Regions from separate parts of the Homo sapiens genome. Here region 1 is linked to region 2. Evidence: read pairs that join two places in POLR2A ChIA-PET (ENCODE). Cell type or tissue: OCI-LY7. All regions are shown on one strand.

Region 1 (4,000 bases), 620 kb after region 2:
TCGACTCACTGCAACCTCCGCCTCCTGGGTTCAAGTGATTTTCATGCCTCAGCCTCTCAAGTAGCTGGGACTATAGGTGTGCACCACCGTGCCCATCTAATTTTTGTATTTTTAGTAGAGATGGGGTTTCACCAAGTTGGCAAGGCTGGTTTCGAACTCCTGACCTCAAGTGATCTGCCCACCTCAGTCTCCCAAAGTGCTGGGATTACAGGTGTGAGCCACCACGCTGGGCCTGTTTTTGTTTTTTTAAACCTTTCCTACTCCTCCTCACTGTCTTTAATTGAAAGTGGATGTTATCAAGGTCTGCATCTTTCTGTCAGGTATTAACTTCATTCCACCTGTCTGCTCCAAGTGGCTCCCAGCTGCCTGCCACTTACTGAGCCCTTGCTGTGCACCTGGTACCTGCAAGCACTCAGTGAGTACTTACAGAAATCAGACTTAATTTCTCTACAGCCTGACGGGACAGTTTTAAAAGTAGCTTTGTTGAGTTATAATCTATATAGCCTAAAATATGGCTGTTTTAAAGTGTAAAATGTGATGAATTTGAGTACCTTTACAGGTTTTTCAATCATCACCAAGAATATTTCCATCACCTGACAAGTTCCATTGTGCTTGCTTGTAGTCATTCCCCACTCCCAGCTTCAGACCCAAGCCACCACCAATCTGCTTTCTATTTGTAGTATTGCCTTTCTAAAATAACCTTTATTTATATAATTTTATATAAATTATATATAAATTTCATATAAATTTTTGAAATTCTTTAGAATGGAATTATACAATATGAATTTTTTTATGTCTGTCTTGTTTCATGTCTGAGAGATACATTTTATTATTTCCATTTTAACAGAATTATAAACTGAGGCAAATGGAGGTCAAGCAAAGTTTGCCTAGCTAATAAAAGAGAGAGCTCTATCTATCTGAGTTCAAAGCCCTGTTCTATTCACTCCTTCTTACTTTTGAATCAGACCTATTTCCAGCCTGTTGGGTTGGCCTTCGAAATTTTCCTAAATTTTACTTATCCTTTCATTTATCTTTTAGATCTGTGCTACTCTGTGCATTTGTCTTTGATTATTTATCTTTATTGTTATCTTGGTTAATAAATTAAGTTTGTGAGTTCATTTTCTTAAATATAGAATGATCTGAGATGGCATATTCTTTAAAATGAGGTCTTGAGAAAACTCATGCAACTACACTGATCTTTTTAGAAATTTGCAGAAAACATTGTTCCTCTGTCCCTCCCCTATTTTTGTGTGCTATCTTGAAAAAACAAAAATAGCACACAAAAAAGTTTTTGCCAGATTTTACTTTTTAGATCACTTATTTTGCCAGATTTTATTTTTAGATCACTTATTTTAGACTTGCTGCCCCTTTAGTAGCATGTTTATGTTCCTAAGAATTTTTGAAGCCCACTTGGTTGAAGTCTGTCATATAACAGAGCTGTTACTAACATGCCCTTTCTTGGCTCTCATGAACTCTAAGGTGCCTGGTCAGTTCTACGTGCTCAGCTGGTGGTTTTACTTTGGTCATAAATGGTCCCAGCATGTCACTTCTCCTTATTACTTCCTTATTTTTTCTCAGAAGAAGAAATTAATAGTATCAGATGCTCTGTTTAGTTGATTTTCAGCAGTTGAGCCTTTCATCTTCCAGAGCTTTTCTTGCCAGAGAATGTGACCTTTTAAAACTGAAAAGTAACTGTCATGTACTTTCAGAAGTAGCATTTTATTCCCGTCACTGAAACCTTGAAAACATCCAAGGTTTAAGCTGAGTAGTTCACAGATGGGTTGGCAGATCCCATATAAACACATGATTCACCCTGGATCAGAAGTAACTGCAGAAGCCAAAATTACATGCATTGGTGGCCCATTGGACCGTGAAGCTGTGGGAAAATGAAGGGGGAAGGAAGTAACCTGAACCTTTTATCTCTCAGTCTACCCTCAAACACAGTGATGATGTACAGGTTTTGAACATTGCAAACCCAGACTTGCCTATTTACATTCAACCCCTTCTGTTTTACTTCCAGCTGAATACCAAGAGATATCTCCTGATATCTGCACCTCTGTGGATAAAACACATCTCTGATGAACAGATCCTGGGTTTTGTTGAAAATTTAATGGTGGCAGTTTTTAAAGCAGCTTCCCCACTTGGAAGTCCTGAGCTATGCCCAAGTGCTTTACACGGTCTGAGCCAGGCCATGAAACTGCCCAGCCCTGCCCACCACCTCTGGAGTCTGCTCTCTGAAGCTACTGGGAAAATTTTTGACCTCCTGCCAAATAAGATTCGGGTGAGGAACAAAAATATTTACATTCCTGACAATTTATGTTTGGGATATTTTAAAGGCTTCTTGGCAAAGTGGGGAGGTGTATGTTTTAAGAATGTGGGTGGGAAGGCTAGCAAGAAATAACCACATTCTTTACTAGGAGTGTATTTGTTTCCAAGATCTAAATTGAGGTTGAATATTTAGAACCAAAGTTTTGAGCAAGCTTAGAAGCAGTTTAACCAGTGCTGCACCAGGAAATTTGCTATTAGGCGTTTTTACCAAATGCCTCTTGTAGAAGACGAGAAGGCTCAGAAGTCCTTACGCTTTACACCTGGAGAATCCGTGGGCATGAGTTCCCATATACTGTTTATATAAAACAATTTAGCATCGCCCTTCCCTCCCCCAAAAGACCTCTGAATTGTAATTTTACAAAGAGGTTAGAAATTTATTTGGGATGAAGGAATTTTGATAAGGAGAAAAATGTATAGCCAAAACAAAACAAAACAAAAAAACACAAAGTAACAGGAAAGATGTCTTCAAAATGATAAAAATTGGCCAAATGTTTTGGTTTGGTTAAAATTAAAATCTCATCAGCTGCTGTTCATGGGGATAAGAAAATCTAATAATTTGTCAGAACATTTTGACCTGTTATTTTACACTGTTTGTTGACATGTTTGGGATTTTTCTTTATCAGAGAAAGGATCTAGAGCTGTATATCAGCATAGCAAAATGCCTCTTAGAAATGACAGATGATGATGCCAATCGGATCGCCCAGGTTACTAAGGTAATAACATATCTTTCTATACCTTTTTTCATTATTGAGCCAGAAATTACGATTGAATAATTGATTTCAGTGTTTGGCTGAAGCAAGTTTTGCTTCATTTTTGTTATTGGTTAATTTCAGGAAACTATATTTCATTTACATTGTTGAGCCTCTTGTTCAGCCTACTAATGTGGTTGGTGCTTAACAAATGTTGTATGGATGGATAGATGGATGAATAACTTTTTAACCCGATTTCTCCCACTTTGTCCTTCACCTGATCCTATCCTTAGGAATGAAGAAGGTGGTTGATTGAAAAGCAAGCACTATTAGCCCTGACACAGGATAATTTATTTCCCACACCCATGCCCAAGTCAAACGATGAATGAGCAAAAAGTAGCATATCAGTAAAGTTGCCAGATTTAGCAAACAAAATGCAAGATATTTTGTTAAATTTGAGTTGCAGATCAATAATGAATCATTTCTTAGTACAAGTACATGCCAAATGACACACTTGTATTTGAATGGCAGTTTTGCATACCAACTAATACCAATGGTCTAGAGAACTGTGAGCTCCCTTATAGCTGGTGGACTTCGTGTCATTTATTTTACTTTATGGCAGGTTTGCCTATTCAATCAGATCCTTGAATTTCTGCATCATATGGCAGTGGTTCTCAGAATGTGGTCTTTGCATAAGTAGCATCAGCATCGCCTTGGAAATGATTAGAAATGTGAGTTCTTGAGCCCCCATCTAGGCCTACTGAATCAGAAACTCTGCAGACGGAGCCCAGGAGTCTATGTTTTAATTGTCTCTCCAGGTGATTCTGGTGTATCCTAAGGTTTGAAAACCACTGTTAAAGAATATTTGGGGCCAGGTGCGGTGGCTCACGCCTGTAATCCCAGCACTTTGGGAGGCCGAGGCGGGTGGATCATGTGGTCAAGAGATCGAGACTATTCTGGCCAACATGGTGAAACCCCGTCTC
Region 2 (4,000 bases):
CACTTGGCATACTTTTCCAAGGACAAGGACATCTAATGTGACTTTTTCCTATAAAAATTTTTAGAGGAAAAGCCTCTTTCTGAGAAAAAGGAGAAACAGTTCCCTGTAAAGTGTGTGTAGGCATACCAAGGAGACCCTGCATCAAATGAATGTGACCATCTACTGCCGTTTTTGGTGTTTCACACCTTTGCTGTGATTATCCCAGCAGGGCTTGTGAAAGAGTCTGACTTCATCACAGGCAACCCCTTTCCTTCCAAGATACTCACCTGCGACTTCGGCTGCCTCCTCTATTTACAGGCCTCTCCATTTCAGAGTCATTGTCGTTATCCTCCACTTCATCTGATTCCTCCTCATTGTCATCAGAATGCAGATCTTTCATTATAGACCTCAAAGGACCTGAGTAATGACAATGAACCACAGGCAATCAAACATATACTCAAACACACTTAGCCATATTAGAAACAGGGGGATGCTTACCAGCACTGAACACTGGTTAAAAATAATCATCATATATATTTATACAATTTACAAGGCAAATTTGGTATAGTTTCTAAAATGCAATCTCTGCCAAAACACTATTGTTTTCATAATGGATTCCCAAAATATTTATTAAAGAATCTCTATTTTCTAGGAATTTTTTTTCTGTGTATTTTTCTTCCCTAAGAAAAATTATACATAAAAAGAAAAAGAAAAATCTATCAGTAAATTGAATGTTTTGTTAGGTTAATCCATGTATTGAGAAGTTGAGATTAATAAATCACTGTGGTTGTAACTTGTTCTTGGCAATGCAGCCTTTGTGTGGTACTTTTTGATCCATTAAGGTTTAGCTGTTCCTTTTATTTCAAGGTCAATTTCAGGTCAAGCAAGCATTTCAGTCAAGTTCAGATTATAAAGTATTTCAATTCCATGGTGTAATATCCTACCTCTGATCTTCACATTGATCTTGGACACAAGGTCTTGTTGCAGCAATTTTAAGCAGCCAATTTTCATTTTACTTTTTAAGAAATTACTGGCACAATACCAGCATGTATAAACATAAACAAGACCATGTAATAAATCAGGTACACAGAAAAATCAGGACAGTATCCAGTATCAGACAGGAAAAAGAAAAAAAATCAAACTCTAATTTTATTCTAGGACAGGACAGAAATGAAAACACACACACAAACACAAATTCATCAGTGTGGCTTATTTTCACTTTACTAGGCTAAATGTGATGAAAAATAGATAGTTTTAATCTTAACAGAAGAGGTTATAAAGACAATGAAGAAAGAGAGACACTTTCATTCGGGATTAGGCAATTCCTAAAGTCCCATCTATGACAGGGATATCTGAGCTATTACTATCTTGACTCCCTACAATCTCACATTCTGCAAAACCCAAATTTATCTGCTTTTGTAGTGGGCTTATTTCTTTGGAAGTCAGTGAAACAAGACCTCTGAATAGCCAAAACGATTACTGTCTTTTATTTTATTTTTTTCCTGGAAGCTTAGCCTTAGTCCAAACACATACAACAATTTAATCCTTTTCAAAACATTCAAAGCCATCAGGAATTCAGTGTGGTCATTGAAAAAGGTAATGTTCAATACTATGCTAAAACACAAATTCTACTTTGATACCTATGCATTTTTCATGTAAAAAGAGTGTATATTTGAAGATTTTCCACATACACAAAAATGGAAAATATAATTAGTTAAATATTCTAGTTTAAATGTCTTTATTCTGAATTCAAGTTAACACTTGATCATGAGTAGAGAAAAATATATATTTAAAAGATAGCCAATTAGTATTGCCTTAAAGACTATTAACATGTAGAAAAAAAATATGTCCAGGAGGAAAGATGAAAACCTATTTCCCTATGTCAAAGCCTCTTAAAGCTTTTGCTATTGTATTTCCTTTGGGAACTCCCTGGGATGGGCTGTGTCTATAATCCTTTTGTAGCAATGACAATCTGATGGCAGGGACCGGAAAAAGGGGAATTTCTAGAGCCTTGCCTCGTACATCAGAACAATACTCAACTGTATTCCTAAGGGAAATAAATACAACTGCATAAAAGCCAAGTTATGATTCGAATAATAAAACAGTATAAGGTGATAAATCAAGACATTAAGATGGTTTTTTTTTGTTTTGTTTTGTTTTCTTTTTTTTGAGACGGAGTCTCACTGTGTCACCCAGGCTGGAGTGCAGTGGCGCGATCTCAGCTCACTGCAACTTCCGCCCCAGGTCCAAAGGATTCTCCTGTCTCAGCCCCCCGAGCAGCTGGGACTACAGGCGCATGCCACCACGCCTGGCTAATTTTTTGTATTTTTAGTAGAGACGTTTACTAAACACGGTTTCACCGTGTTAGCTAGGATGGTCTTGATCTCCTGACCTCTTGATCCACCCGTGTCAGCCTCCCAAAGTGCCATTAAGGTGTTTTATGAGAAAAGCATCTCCTAGTTTGCATGAGATGTTGATACCTTGTTGCCTGGTCTGGGATGGTGTGAAGCTGGAGCTGGAGCTGGAGCTGGAGCTGGCAGGACTGGGTTGTTCAGACTTTAAAGAAGAATAAAAAGGCACCATCAATAAATTTACGGGATACCACACATCTAAAGTTGAAAACAGTATTGTTGCTCAAACCATCCTCTGCAAAAACCGTGATGCATTTCATTATGTCAAATTACTAACACAGGAGAGTCATGTTGTCTTTTGTTGTGCCCACTGTATTTTTATTAGATGCAGAAACAAGTATAAAAACTTGAGGAGATAAACACTTGGGTGTTACATGAGAAAAGGGCCTGGCTTTGATTTCACTCCTACGTTTACTGCTATACAGGTCTCCCTCTTTTCATCTTAGATATAAAATACTTCTTTATTATACTTTAAGTTTTGGGATACATGGGCAGAACATGCAGGTGTGTTACATAGGTATACATGTGCCACGGTGGTTTACTGCACCCATCAACCCATCATCTACGTTAGGTATTTCTCCTAGTGCTATCCCTCCCCTAGCCCCTGACCCCTGAAAGGCCTTGGTGTGTTATGTTCCCCTCCCTGTGTCTATGTGTTCTTATTGTTCAACTCTTCACTTATGAGAACATGCGGTGTTTGGTTTTCTGTTCCTGTGTTAGTTTGCTGAGAATGATGGTTTCCAGCTTCATCCATGTCCCTGCAAAGGACATGAACTCATCCTTTTTATGGCTGCATAGTATTTCATGGTGTACATGTGCCACATGTTCTTTATCCAGTCTATCACTGATGGGCATTTGGGTTGGTTCCAAGTCTTTGCTATTGTGAATAGTGCCACAATAAACATACGTGTGCATGTGTCTTTATAGTAGAATGATTTATAATCCTTTGGGTATATACCCCATAATGTGATTGCTGGGTCAAATGGTATTTCTGGTTCTAGATCCTTGAGAAATCCCACACTGTCTTCCACAATGGTTGAACTAATTTACACTCCCACCAACAGTGTAAAAGTGTTCCTATTTCTCCACATCCTCTCCAGCATCTGTTGTTTCCTGACTTTTTAATGATCGCCATTCTAACTGGTGTGAGAGGATATCTCATTGTGGTTTTGATTTGCATTTCAAAAGAAGACATTTATGCGGCCAACAAACATATGAAAAAAAGCTCATCATTACTGGTCATTAGAGAAATACAGCTGTCTTTCTAAGAGATACCTTGATTACCCTTTCTGTAATGTTCGATTGACTCAACTGGTTAAAACATAGTGGTAATGAGGCTAAGGTCATTAGTTCAATCACACTATGAGCCAGTTAATTTAACTGTGGCCCAAGGCCATGACCCAACCCTAACCCTTTTCATCCACAGTTCACAAATGGAGGCCAATATTCATAACAAGACCCAGACAGGTCCAAATGAGTCAAGGGAAAATGTCGCCATTGTTTTTTTGTAAATTCTCTTTAATTCCACAACCTATTAGTGGCAAGGAAAGAGTGTCATACACACACCCCAATCTCTTACGCTCTATGAATTCTCCTTATCCTTTTCTAAC

The links. ChIA-PET counts read pairs that join two places held together with the same protein. Peaks named below come from ENCODE experiments on the same cell type or tissue, not always from the same donor. Only the 100,000 strongest peaks of a DNase experiment are listed, where the experiment ranks them.
Region 1: POLR2A ChIA-PET joins it to region 2 with 8 read pairs; 2 of 35 experiments call an interaction of 5 or more read pairs at or near these places.

What each region holds. Positions count from the first base shown.
Region 1 is chr9:20,979,406-20,983,405 of GRCh38, forward strand. It overlaps FOCAD (focadhesin), which reads left to right. Exons shown (of 44, transcript NM_001375567.1): 38 at 2,021-2,281; 39 at 2,952-3,041. Among named protein-coding and RNA genes, the nearest start is that of HACD4, 50 kb to the right of the region's middle. In OCI-LY7, no CTCF peak of the experiment used is centred here; a DNase peak (open chromatin) is centred at 1,536; H3K4me3 peaks cover 1,315 bases; H3K27ac peaks cover 1,541 bases.
Region 2 is chr9:20,363,210-20,367,209 of GRCh38, forward strand. It overlaps MLLT3 (MLLT3 super elongation complex subunit), which reads right to left. Exons shown (of 11, transcript NM_004529.4): 6 at 2,460-2,535; 7 at 267-396. Among named protein-coding and RNA genes, the nearest start is that of MIR4473, 46 kb to the right of the region's middle. In OCI-LY7, no CTCF peak of the experiment used is centred here; no DNase peak of the experiment used is centred here.